Regions from separate parts of the Homo sapiens genome. Here regions 1 and 3 are each linked to region 2. The links are chromatin contacts, found by Hi-C or POLR2A ChIA-PET in ENCODE. All regions are on one chromosome and are shown on one strand. Each heading gives the region's core, a stretch centred on a gene start or an enhancer-like site at or near the end of the contact. The rest is flanking DNA. Distances are from core to core; before and after follow the strand shown. Region 1 holds the start of OTX1 (orthodenticle homeobox 1). Region 2 holds the start of BCL11A (BCL11 transcription factor A). Region 3 has its middle 72 kb from the start of LINC01122.

Region 1 (3,888 bases), core at 790-3,289, 2.5 Mb after region 2:
TTAAACCTCAGCACGATCACAGTGGCTCCGAGCCGCGGGCGGCTGACCGCGGGCCTCGCGGGCTACTCCTGGTAGGGGCCTGCGCGAGCCTAAGGTGTGTCCCCGCCTGGGTTAGCGCTGCGCTCTGCACTGTTTCTTTTCCTCTTAAAGCTTCTTTCTCACTCACTCTCTCCCTCCTTCTCTCTCTCATTTTTTCCCCATTTCTCTCGTTCTTTTATTCAGCTTTCTCTCTTTCTCTCCCTTTTGTGAATGGGCCGCGGTGTCTTTGTTCTGTAGAGAAGCGCCCGTGTCGCTGACTTTTGTGAACCAGAGAAGGATCTTGTAAAACCTCCTTTTCTCCTTCGTACGCCCCCACTCCCACCCCTCCTCCCCTGCCTCTTTGATTAGATGTTCCCTCATCGTCAAAAAAAAAATGTAATTTCGTTGGTCTGGCGGCCACTTTCTTTGAACATTAGCTCGCTTTCAGCTCCAACTTCAATTAGAAGGAGTTGATTTTGAGAGATCAACAAAAGAACCGACCAAAGCCTTATTAAAGGTCCTAAGAAGATCTCCCGGGTCCTTTGAGAAGCAGTTAAGGAAACAGTGTGCCCTCCATCATATTCTGTTACCGTATTTTATTCGGACTCCAAAGGAAAGTGTCGCTTGGGGGAGGGGGAAGCACTTTGATGAGCGGCGGCCGCGGCCCCTTTTCACTCAGCGGGCTCCCCCTTCGTTCTCCTCCTCCTCACCCAGCGCCCGGTCCGCTCTCGGCGCCCGACCCCGCAGCCCGGGCAGCGCGAGTGCTCCCCACTGCGATGCGCCTGGAGGCTCCTTGACTTGCCCTCACACTTAATCCTGTGCAAACTTTTTACCCCGCCTGTCGGGGTGGGGGAGTGGGGGAGATTAGAAACAAGGGGTAGAAATTCCTCGAAAGGGAATAAAGTGCCTAATTTTCAGGAGGAGGTGCCATTTAAAAGATTCGCCTAGCTTAGAGTTGGAACGAAAACTCTTTTTTGCACTTTTAAAAGTCCACCCAGGTAGACGTGTTTGGGAAGTTTTTTCGGGTGGGAAATGGGCTTCGCCCGTACGAACAATCCGGGGAAATCGCCTCAAGGAGGATCCTTACGCAGCATGTGGAAAAAAGTTGAGGGCAGGGGTCTGTGGCCACATTTTCCATCAAAAAGTCCCTGTTAGAGGCAGTCTAAGAAAGAGAGAGAAAGAGCGAAAAAGAAACTTTCCTATCAAAATGTTTCAATTAAGAAGTAGGGTGTACGTGTGAGGGGAAGAGGACGCTGGGCTCCAACGTTTCAGTAGAAGCGCTTAAGACTTGCAAACACCCTTGGTGGGGACCTGGAACCCCGGGAGATGCCGACGAGCAAGCAGGTAAGTGGCGGCGCCCTCCCAGTGGGTGCTCTTCCCAGGCGCGAGAGTCCGGAGGGGCCGAGGAGAGATCTGCACGCCCGGAGCTGCTCCCGCGCTCTGCAAAGTAGCCTGCGCCGGCACGAGCAGCCCGCGGCGTCGGTCTCAGGTGGCGGCGCCGGGGAAGAAAACGCTGGGGCCCGCGGCGCCGGGAGAGGGGCCGAGGCCCGGGCTCCTCCAGCCCGCCGCCCCCGGGTCCTGGCGCCCACACCCGAGCGGCTGAGCCCTGTAGCGCGCGGGAGAGCGAAGGAACCGGTTCTCCAGCACCTCGCCTCCTCCCTGCCACTCCCTCCGGAGCGCCGAGAGCGCGAGAAGGGCGGGGGCGCCCAGGGCAGGCCTGGAGACCCACGGCCCCCTCCGCGGCCAGGACTCGGGCTCTCCGCTCGCCTTCCTCGCCTAGCTCTGCGCCGCTTTTGCCAGCCGAGTCCCGGAGTTAGCGCGCGACCGGGGCGGGGCGGGAGGGCGGGGAGGGCGGGGTGTGGGGGGCGGGGGAGGGCGGGGGCGCGCGGAGGTAACCCCCGGCTCGCGCAGCCATTGCCCGGCTCCCTGTCACTCAGCCCGCGCGGGGCCCCCGATTGGCGGCCTAGCCCCGTTACGCACTCGCCTCGCGTTCACATACCCGGGGAGGGCAGTAGAAAGGTGATCAATCTTCATCAGGCTACATTTCCAATCACCTAAACAACCGAGCAAGACAAGCCACTCCGACAAGGTAAATCGCTTGATTTATTTAGTTTGCAAAGTGACTCTGCAGGACTTCCCAGTCCCCACTGCCTCCACGTTGCACCGGGAGTGCCGCGGCAACGCCGAGCCACCTCCCAACTCTGCCCCTCGAATTCCCCCCCTTGCGGCCCCTCGGCGCGATCCCAGGCGAGGCAATGTCCTGAGAACGTGTGGGGCTTAGCAAACAAAGTGTCTGTGCAATAAAGTGAAACCCAGAAGGACACGCACAAAGCCATTGAAAAAAAAGATAGAGGTGGGAAGAAGGAAGTTGGGAAAAGAAAGAAACCTGGGGGTCCTAGACCAGCCGCCAGGGTAATTCCAGTGCTGCTCTGTTTTGCAGGTTGGCTGCCCGGCGGGTCTCTGTGAGAGATCCAGGTAGATGGTGAACGGCCCCGGCAGCTGAGGGCAGGTAAGGAGAAAGCCGCGGGGCCACCCCGGACTCCGGGAGCGCGTTGGTTACCCTTATCTCCCCCTCCTCAAATGGATCCCGGCTTCCCCGGTCCCCAGCAGGTGGTCGGGGCTGTGGGAGCGGCCTGGCTCCCCTCTTGGTGAGCCGAGGACCCCGGGGCGCTGTCGCGGCCCGCAGCCCCCTCCCCCGCCTCCTCCGAAGTAACCAAGCTGAAGTGCTAAGTTTGGAGAAAGTCTTTGAAAACTCACGCTGCAGCTTCGCAAAGCCGTCGCAGCTTTGAGTCCCATTTTCCTTCGGCCCTAGAGCCCTGGCTGCTTCCCTTCCGGTCCCCTTCCTACAAGCTGGACTCCCTCAGCCCAGGTCTTGGGTCCCAGAAGACGGGGGCGGGAACGGGGCTGGGGGGAGCTTCTTTAGCTCTAACTTCTCTCCTTGAACGTCCTAGCCCGAGTCCCTGGCTTGCTTCACAGCGATCCCGCTAAGCGGGGTGTAGCGATGGCCCCCCAGGGCCCCAGGCCCAGTTTCCAGCGCCCCTCCCTGACCCCTGAGAGTGGCACCCCGGGTTCCCGGCAGCGGCGGGGGCGAGGCTTCGACCTCCCAGCTCGGGTCTGCGTGGGCTACGCCGCTGAGGCCTAGTTCTCTGTTCTCGACCGTGTCCTGGGGCCGCGGGTTCAGCTACAAGGATGGCAGCACGCGACTTGCTGCCCTCCGGCTTCACAAATCCCCGAGACCCTTTGAGGTGCTAGGCCAGTCACCCTTCACCCCCTGCTGGGACCCTGCGGTCCGCAGCCCAGACTGGGCAGAGAGAAGGCCGGGTGCGCGCTGGCAACGAAGGACGCTGGCCGCAGCTGAGGCGCTCCCGACCTCAGGCCGCATCTTGGGGTCGCCCCCCTCTACAGTGGCCCCTTCGGCGTCCTCTGGCCCTCTGCGAAGCCTGGGCCCGTTACTGCGGTTGAGGTGCGGTGGGATTTCGCGTCAGCGATCTTTCAGTGGCTGGGCACAGAGAGGTCAGCTGGAGTGGTGATTGCGGGATCTGGGGCAGGGGCGCAGCCCTGGAGACCTTTAAAGGAACCAAGTGTCTAAGTGGACAAGAAGTGCAATTAGCCCTCCACATTGGCCCTTTGTAGTCTCTACCTTTTCAAAAACACGTGAAACAAAATGAAACAACGCCTCATGCTCTGGGCGGCCTGCCGTCCGGGCACCAAGTGAACCTTTGCTTGTGCAACATGAAGCTGGCTTCTGCCGGATTCAGAATTTTGCCTGGACTTGGGAGCTTGTACACTCCGCGGTTCTGGCTCTGACCTCCCCAGCCTGGCCCTGCTTTTAACTTCTCCTTACTCCTATGGACTCCCTACCAGTGTCTT
Region 2 (4,137 bases), core at 1,211-3,710:
GCCTTTCTTTCCCTTGCTGCCAAACTTTCCTAAGTGCCCACCGCCCGCCTTTCCAGGCGCAGTCAGCGGGAGACAGCCACCACCACCAGCTCTTATACAGACTCACAAGAACCTCAGACCAAGCCAGGCCTGGGGAAGAGGGCAAGACCCAAAGGGTGAAGTGCTCGGGGTCCCAGGATCCAGCGCCCTTAAAATGCACACTCAAACACACTTCTCCCCTGCCCTTCCCCGGCAACCCCGCCACCTGGCCTAGTCGTGCTCGGGGCGCAGGGGGACTGGTGACCAGACCGGGCGGGGTGGGGGGTGGGCAGGGAAAGCACGTGGTGACCTCCTCGCGGTCCCGAGCTGTGGACAAGAGACGTCTGAGAAAGTACCCAGGGCGGAGGGGAGGGGAGGCGCAGAACGCGCTTTTACAGTTGCCCTGCAAAATAAAAATGCTTTGCAAAGCCGAGTTTCACCCAGCCGATTTCGCAGTCTGGGAGGTCGAGAAGAGGTCTCGGCATTGTGCTGGGGGCGGACCAGGACCACGGGCCAGGCTGGCGCGGAGACACTGCGTGGCCTGCCGCCGTGCCTGGCGGGTGGGCGCCGGGCGCCGGGTGGGCGATCCGGGGCTGGGCTGGGGCGCGGCGAGGTCGGGCAAGGCCCGGGCGAGGCCAGGCCGCCGCCGCCGCCTGCTCCGGGGCTGCCGCGCCGCGCTCGGTCCTCTGTCTGTTTGTTGGCAGGAGGCTCCCGCACACGCGGTGCTTGTAAACATTCAGACACGAGATTTTTCCCAATCAAAATCCACTTCCACTTTTTTTGAAAATCTTCCAAAAAATAGTAAGAGGAGGGAGTTCCTCTCTCCCTCTCCGTGCCGTCGGCGCCCTAAGTTTGCAACTGAAGGGGTTTGGGGGAAGAGGGTGATTGTAAATTTTTTTCTAGATGAGAGATTGTGAGATTTTTGCAGGGGGGCTGGTGGGGGAGTCAAAGAGAAGGCCGTCACAGAAAAGGGTTGGCAGAGCGTTTGGCTTCGGTTTGGGGGCAAGAAATTGTACATTCTCTTGCCTTGTTTTATTTATTTTATTTTTATGTATTTATTTATTTATGTGCCAGTCTTCTCCTTGCTGCCTCTGAGGTTCGGTCGGGAGGGGAGGGCAGCGGCAACCCAGGAGGCAGCAGTCCGGGCTCCCTCCCTCCCTCTCCCGCGTGCCCCCGGCCGCCTCCTCCCCCGGCCCTAGCTCCTGCCCTTCGGCGGCGGCGGCGGCGGCGGCGCGGGAGGGCAAGCGCGAGGAGCCGGCACAAAAGGCAGCGGGACAAACACCCACCTCTGGCCGGAACAAAAGGCGGCAGTGCCGGCCGCGTCTCCCGTCCTTCCCGGTCCCACGGCTCTCCCCGTCGCCGCGGCCCCTCTCCCGACTCCGCGGACTCAGGAGCGCCGGGGGCCCCTTTCCACAGTGCCACTTTCTCACTATTGTGGGGATGACTACTTTCCTCCCGCTGCACACTTGACCGTGAGCGCGCTGGTGTCCAAAAGCCAGTCTCACCTCTTTTCTCCCCGGGAATCGTTTTTTAGACTTGTACTCACTCCCTCCCTACCCCCCCATTTTCTTACGGTGAGTGGGAAGCAACCTCCCTTTCCCCACCAGCTCCCACCCCCAGGTTTGCATGTGAGTTGTTCGCAACCTTAGCATTGTTCATTATTTTGCAAAACTGGCGGGGCGGGGGGGGAGTGGAATCATTGCATTCCTTTTCGAAAAGAGAAATAAAGCGGCGGAAAGGAGGAAAGAGGAGGAGTCAAATTTTTGTAAAATTAAATAAAATTAAAAGGTGCGTGCTGTCTCAAAAGTGCATACACGGCAATGGTTCCAGATGGGATGAGGGTTTTTTCCCCCTTTATCTCTTTTACCTCGACTCTCGGAGGTTTTTCTCGTGAAAAATTTAAAAATGCATGCACACACCCCTCTCTCCCCCTCGCTTTTGCTTCTAGTCCTGCGCGCTCTCGTGATTATTAATAATTATTATTACTATTATTGGGTTACTTACGCGAGAATTCCCGTTTGCTTAAGTGCTGGGGTTTGCCTTGCTTGCGGCGAGACATGGTGGGCTGCGGGGCGGGCGGCGGCGGCGGCGGCGGCGGCGGCGGGCGGACGACGGCTCGGTTCACATCGGGAGAGCCGGGTTAGAAAGAAGGAGACTCCAGAGAAAATATCTTCATCAGTGCCTTTTGACATCCAAAATAAATTAGAAATAATACAAAGATGGCGCAGGGAAGATGAATTGTGGGAGAGCCGTCATGGCTTTTTTTTAAGCAAAAAAAAAAAAAAAAAAAAAAAAAAAAAGAGGGAGAGAGAGAGAAGAGAGATAGAGGGAGAGAGAGAGAGAGAGATGAAAAAAATGGCAAAAGCCCCCCTGAGCTGCAAGTTCAAGTGCGGACGTGACGTCCCTGCGAACTTGAACGTCAGGAGTCTGGATGGACAGAGACACACAAAACATGGGCAGGGCGAGCAGGAGAGAAGGGGAGGAGGGAAGGGGAAGCTCACACCAATGGACACACATCAGGGGCTGGACATGAAAAAGAGACCAGGACAAGCCAATGGCCAGTGCGGGGAGGGGGAGGTGCGGGGCGGGGGGCTCCGCGGACGCCAGACGCGGCCCCCGGGGGAGGGGCGGGCCGAGGGGAGGGGGCGCTGGGGCCGCGGGCTCACCAGTGGCCGCAGCGAGCGCCGCGGCGGTGGCGTGGCCGGGAGAGAAGAAAGGGGTGGCAGGGGTGGGAGGAAAGGGTGGGGGGGAGCAAGACGTGCGCCCTGCTCCCCCCCACACACGCGGACTCTAAAATGAAAGATTATTCAAAAAAGAAAAAAATAGAGCGAGAGTGCACCGGGAGGCTGCAGCCCCGGGCTGGGGAAGCGCGGGCGGAGGGAAGCCAGGTAGAGTTGCTCCCGGACACCCTCCTCCGTACGCACACCCACTTCCCCTCCCCGCCGCCGCCGCGCTCGCTCCCCGCGTGTGGACGCCAGGGGCCGAAGTAAAAGCCCCGAGCCCGCGGCTGCGCTCGGGAAACTTTGCCCGAGGAGAGGACAGCAAAGAAAAATCACCCGAAGTTGAGAGCTGAGCCTCCAAGTTACAGCTCCGCAGCGGGCGAGGGGAGGTGGGAGGGAGCGCACGGCAACGCGGAATCCAGCCTAAGTTTGGAGGGCTGCGGGTCCGGAAGGGCAGCGCCCAAGTCTCCAGGAGCCCGCGCGGCCTGGAAAGAGGGGACCGGGGAGAGGCAGGCGGCGCAGGCCGGGGCCCGAGGGCGCCCCCAAGGCCGAGCCAGGGACCGGGAATCTGAGCGCCCCGCCAAGCGACTGGGTCTGAATGCAACTGAAAGCGCCGAGTCCCCGGCTCCTAAGGGTCGCAGAAAGAGAGCCCGAGGAATAAAGAACGAGGAGCCAGAGTCTGGCCCCCGGAGGGGAGCGCCGGGGGCCTGGGCAAGAGAGGCACCGAGGCGTCCACCTCTCTGAGAGGCCGAGGACAAAGCGCGGGCAGTCCCGGGAGTCCCAGTCCCTGGGAATGTGCTCACGGCGCCGCGGGAGGTCCCCGAGCCGGGTCCCTGGGAGGGACACACCCCCTCCCACTCCAGAGCAACTGCAAAAGCACAGAGGGATGGGAAGAAAATGTTTCTTACGGGCAGAGCACAACTGTTCCTGTGCTGTTACCCAGGGAAAGAGAAAATGGGAATGGAGAGAGAGCGACAGGCTCGCAGGAGCAGCGGGGAGACCACGGTGGTGAGATGACCGCCTCGGGTCACCGCCGCGCTCCCCAGGCGCCGCCGGCCAAGGCGCACACCCAGGAGCCAGCAGCCCCCTCTCGCCTTTCTGCAGACGTTCCCTGGAAATTAGGGAAGACCTGTTGGAAATAAAACCCTGTCTCTTTAATGCACACACGCACACACACGCGCGTGCTGCCGCTGTCAAAAAGCGGGCTTCACTCTGGCGTGGGATACTTTCAGTTTTACGTAAAATGTACAGCAACAGCACCCCCTGCGATTGGAAAGTTTATTCAGAAACGTGCCTGTAAAGTCCCCTGGCGCCTCCCGCCTCCCAGCCTCCCTGCCTGCCAGCACCACTCTGCAGCCGCCGCCGCCGCCGCCGGGGAGATCGCAGTCCGATTCCAAAT
Region 3 (3,869 bases), core at 386-2,885, 2.1 Mb before region 2:
ACAAAGTTACTTAAACCAGGGGCTTTCAAATTTCTTTAAATGCAACTCCTGATAAGAAATATTTAATGTTAGTACCCAGTATGCACATACATATATACCAAACTTTTACAAAACCATACATACTCTTATGAAATGTAATATACTCTGATATCTGTTCTTTTGTATTCTATTCCATTGTGTAAAAATGCTGGTTGTAACTCACCAAATTGATTTCATGATCTACAAATAGGTCACATCTGCAATTTGAAAAACACTGAACACTGATTTAGAGAATGCTTTTTTCTTTTCTTTTTTTTTTGCTGGAGTATGCAGGATTTCCTTACTTTATACTAGGTAGACAAAATCTGGTTACATTTGAGATGAAATGTTTTATTGGTGGATCATATTTGTATAATCTAACAAAAATGACTCATTATTCATGAGTCCAGAAATATATTAAAATATTATAAATTTTTCTCATATATGTCTAGTTTTACAGATCTTGAAATAGAGCATCCTAGTATATATTATTCTAGAGTTGTGGTTATTATTGAAACTGTAGAAATTATTTAATGGGAGCTATGCAGAGTGATAAATCAGATACTCAGAATGTCCTGCTTGAGAAGGGATTTATTTCATGGGTATTGTTGATATTCCCAGTGCACATTTGGAATCAGACAAGAAAAAAAGGAAATAGTAACCAGAAATGATAACTGGTCTGAAAGAGCATTTCATCTTCTTTGTATGGTAAGAAAGTCCTTGAATAATAAAATATAATAGGGTATTAAAATGTATCTAAATTTTAATGAGTGAATTAACTTGACACTTAAGATCTGAAATGAAAAAGTCACCATTAATTTGTAAATAAAGTTAAATATTTTAAAAATTATTGTTTTACTCTCCTTTCCATTATATATGTTAATGTTCACGAAAATACAGTATGCTAAGATTTTTTTTTCAGAAGCCATGCCTCTGATTGTGTAATGGAAGTTCTAAAATTGGTAAATATTCACTAAACAAATATCTAAAATCTATACTGACTGCTAGTCTCTATCTCGTCAATACTTTACATTTGGTGACCAGGGAGAATGGAAGGAGTTTCTTCAAGTATTCCTCAGTGATCTCTGTAATGTTCATGACTCTGAATAGGCTCTGTGGGTAGAATATCTTCATACCACAGCTAGTTTATATTTGTCAATTAGTCATAATGTCAAATACATGTCATGACAAATCTTTTGAGTTTCAAAAAACATCCGCTCTGCTGTTGTTTCACCCATTTCTTCTCCTGCATTTCTTCCCTTAGAGTTCAGCTCTCCATATATCCAGCCTCTCAAGCTCCTAACTCCCTCCCTGTCCTTCATTCTTCTTCATTCTTCCTCTCTTCATTCTTCCTGACTAGTCAATGCCACATCTTTTATGGTCTATTTCCTAAATATATCTTGAACTTGCCCCTTGTTTCCTTTCCGACTGCCATTTCCTACGTTCAGACCCTCATGATTTCCTCCCTGGATTCCTCTAAGCCTCTGGAGTGATCCTCCTGCCTCCAGCCTACTGCTATCACTTTTGTCTTCCCCACAGCTATTGGGGCAGTTCTAAAAATGAGATCATGATCATGGCGCCCTCTGCTGAGGATTCCCTTTCCCTTTGTTTTCTCTGACCAGCTTTGCTCATCCTTCACAACGTGGAAACAGCGCCTCCTCCCATAGGCCTTCCCTGCCTCCCTGCGTCCCCATAGCACGCTGAGTGGGCCTAGTAGTACCTTGAGCATAGCTCTATTAGGGCACTGTCAAACTATTTTACTGCGTGTTTGTATCTCTTCCTCATTAAATTTTAACTTCTTAAAGGTAATGACCTTATCTCTTTGGCAGGAAATATTAAGTACCCAATAAATATTTGTGGAATGATTAGATGGCAGAACCACTGTCTGAAAACATTAACCTCCAATTCAGGCTGGTATTTTTCAATTAGATTTGTCATAAGTTGAACTTGATCTTTTCAATGGTTACTAGAGAAAATAGAAATAGGGAATGGAGAAATAGGAGACACAACTTAGAAAGATGAAAATTTCCCTTCTAATTACAGAGTTGATCAGGAATTTTGTGGTTCTAGAATCCAAACTGTAAAACTACTGCTTCCATCGCAAAGATTCATTGCTACTGTAATGATTTCTTTAAAAACATTATATATTAAAGAAAGGTATTGAAATCTACTCCCTTCCTGAATGTTTTATAAGTATTTATAAATTATTTCCACATTGCACATAGCAGCTTTTTCTCAAACTCTATACCCAATTTGGATGTTGCAGTTTTAAAATGTAGACCACTTATTTAAAAAGAACATTTCTTTAGCTATATTCTGCAACTATGTATGGACATTATCCATACATGGGTAATTTGTTTTTTTCTGAAGGAATTTTCCTCTTGCTCTTTTGAAGTTTTGGAAGTTTGTGATTTAATAGCAAATGATTGCATAACTTTTCTGTTGTAATGTCGAGTACGTATGTGTTGGAGAAGTTATTTATTTTATATGCATTTGTTGTTTTCTTTTTTATTATTATACTGGAATTTGAAGACAGAGAGAGATTTCTTCCCTGCAGTGTTAACTACAGAAAGGGCTAGCATTATGGAATGTCACTTGACTGGCTCTTATAATGATAAATATTTCCATGACAAAACCTACTGTGAACCTGTCTGTATGCTACAGAAATTTCTCTCTCCCTTGGCTACTACTTTACTTCAAGAAGAACATAGAGAAAATATAATAGATTACTTCTAAACACTCATCAAAAATTAAATAAAACACAGGTAAAATAAAGGCTATCTTTCCCTTTATATTATTCTGCTATCAGTTCTGCAGTATGTAGATTTTATTCATTTTTTTTTTTTGCCCTTATTCAAAGTTGATGCTCTTGGTGGTGCTATTGTCCATTTATAAATACGCCTTGAAATTCAGGGTGTGTGCCAAAGATATTGATAAGCTAGATTCTTTGTCTAGTGACCATTCATTTATTTATTCATTAAAAATATTGAGTACCCATTGGACATGCAAAAATGAACACAAATTCTGGCCTCAAGTAGTGCAGAGTCTAGAAGTGGCAATAAGACATGTACATAATATGACAAAAGTAAAAAAGTGATATGAAACTCTAACCGCTTCTTACCGGCTCCAGTGCTTGCATGAAGTGTGTGAGTCACTATCATCTCTTGCTTACATAACTACAGGGCCTACTAATTGGTCCCCCTACTCCTACTTCTCACACACCCCAGCACTCTCAACACAGCAGCCAGAAGCTCCTTTTAAATTAAAAGTCAGATGATGTCACTCCTCAGCTTCAGAACTCTGTAATAGCACTCATTTCACTGCCATGATATGTCCCTTCAAACCCCCACACCAATGGCCTCTGACCTTATTTCCTACTACCTTTCCCCTCCCCAGGTTCCCTCAAGCCCCTCTGGCCTCTTTTTTGTCCCTCAACAGCACCAGGCGCGTTTCTAGTTCTTTGTTCTAGGTCTTCGCCACAGATCTATGTTACTAATGCCCTCACCTCCTTCAAGTCTTTGCTCAGATGTCACCTCTAAGTAAACCCTATCTTAACCACTGCATTACAGGTTGCAACCCCCTACACTCCCATCCCGTTACTCTGCTCTACATTTCATGTTCCAAAGAATCTATCACCTTTTAAATGCTACGTGATTTTTTTTGTGTATTCTATTTATTGTTGTTTCTCCTTGTTAGAATCTCAGCTCCATAAGGCAGGGGTCTTTTCCTCTTTTCACTGATGCATCTGAAGCTCCTAGAAGAGGACCAGCCCATAATAAGTGCTCAGTAATGTTGGTTGAATGAATGAAAAGATGAATGAGAGTTACAGGTAGAATGTTATTCAAATGTAT

The links. A loop is a pair of places that touch in the nucleus more often than their neighbours do. ChIA-PET counts read pairs that join two places held with the same protein, here RNA polymerase II (POLR2A). Pooled maps may share reads with other maps.
Region 1: a loop to region 2 is called in a map of naive thymus-derived CD4-positive, alpha-beta T cell, with 19 times the contacts of the local background. The contact joins the promoter of OTX1 here to the promoter of BCL11A in region 2. A Hi-C loop is called at or near these places in 2 of 168 maps with a recorded cell type or tissue (ascending aorta and naive thymus-derived CD4-positive, alpha-beta T cell), 2 of 37 single-sample maps with no recorded cell type and 11 of 50 pooled maps.
Region 3: a map of dorsolateral prefrontal cortex shows a loop between it and region 2 (7-fold over the local background). The contact joins the enhancer-like site here to the promoter of BCL11A in region 2. A Hi-C loop is called at or near these places in 3 of 168 maps with a recorded cell type or tissue (MCF 10A, PC-3 and dorsolateral prefrontal cortex) and 9 of 50 pooled maps. POLR2A ChIA-PET finds 5 or more read pairs at or near these places in 1 of 52 experiments (activated T-cell).

The regions. Positions count from the first base shown.
Region 1 is chr2:63,048,791-63,052,678 of GRCh38, forward strand. OTX1 (orthodenticle homeobox 1) reads left to right here and starts at 2,040. Exons shown (of 5, transcript NM_014562.4): 1 at 2,040-2,107; 2 at 2,459-2,527. RefSeq lists enhancers at 1-1,178, 1-541, 542-1,289 and a silencer at 1,406-2,065.
Region 2 is chr2:60,551,194-60,555,330 of GRCh38, forward strand. BCL11A (BCL11 transcription factor A) reads right to left here and starts at 2,461. Exons shown (of 4, transcript NM_022893.4): 1 at 2,023-2,461. The coding sequence starts at 2,077. RefSeq lists silencers at 222-531, 592-651, 1,172-1,531, 2,941-3,030, 3,971-4,100 and an enhancer at 3,721-3,770.
Region 3 is chr2:58,446,601-58,450,469 of GRCh38, forward strand. No RefSeq gene overlaps it. Among named protein-coding and RNA genes, the nearest start is that of LINC01122, 72 kb to the right of the region's middle. Within about 2 kb of position 1,636, at least 2 of the 41 ENCODE cell types and tissues checked have a DNase peak (open chromatin) inside an H3K27ac peak, as active enhancers do; they include PC-3 and dorsolateral prefrontal cortex, where a contact is called at or near this core.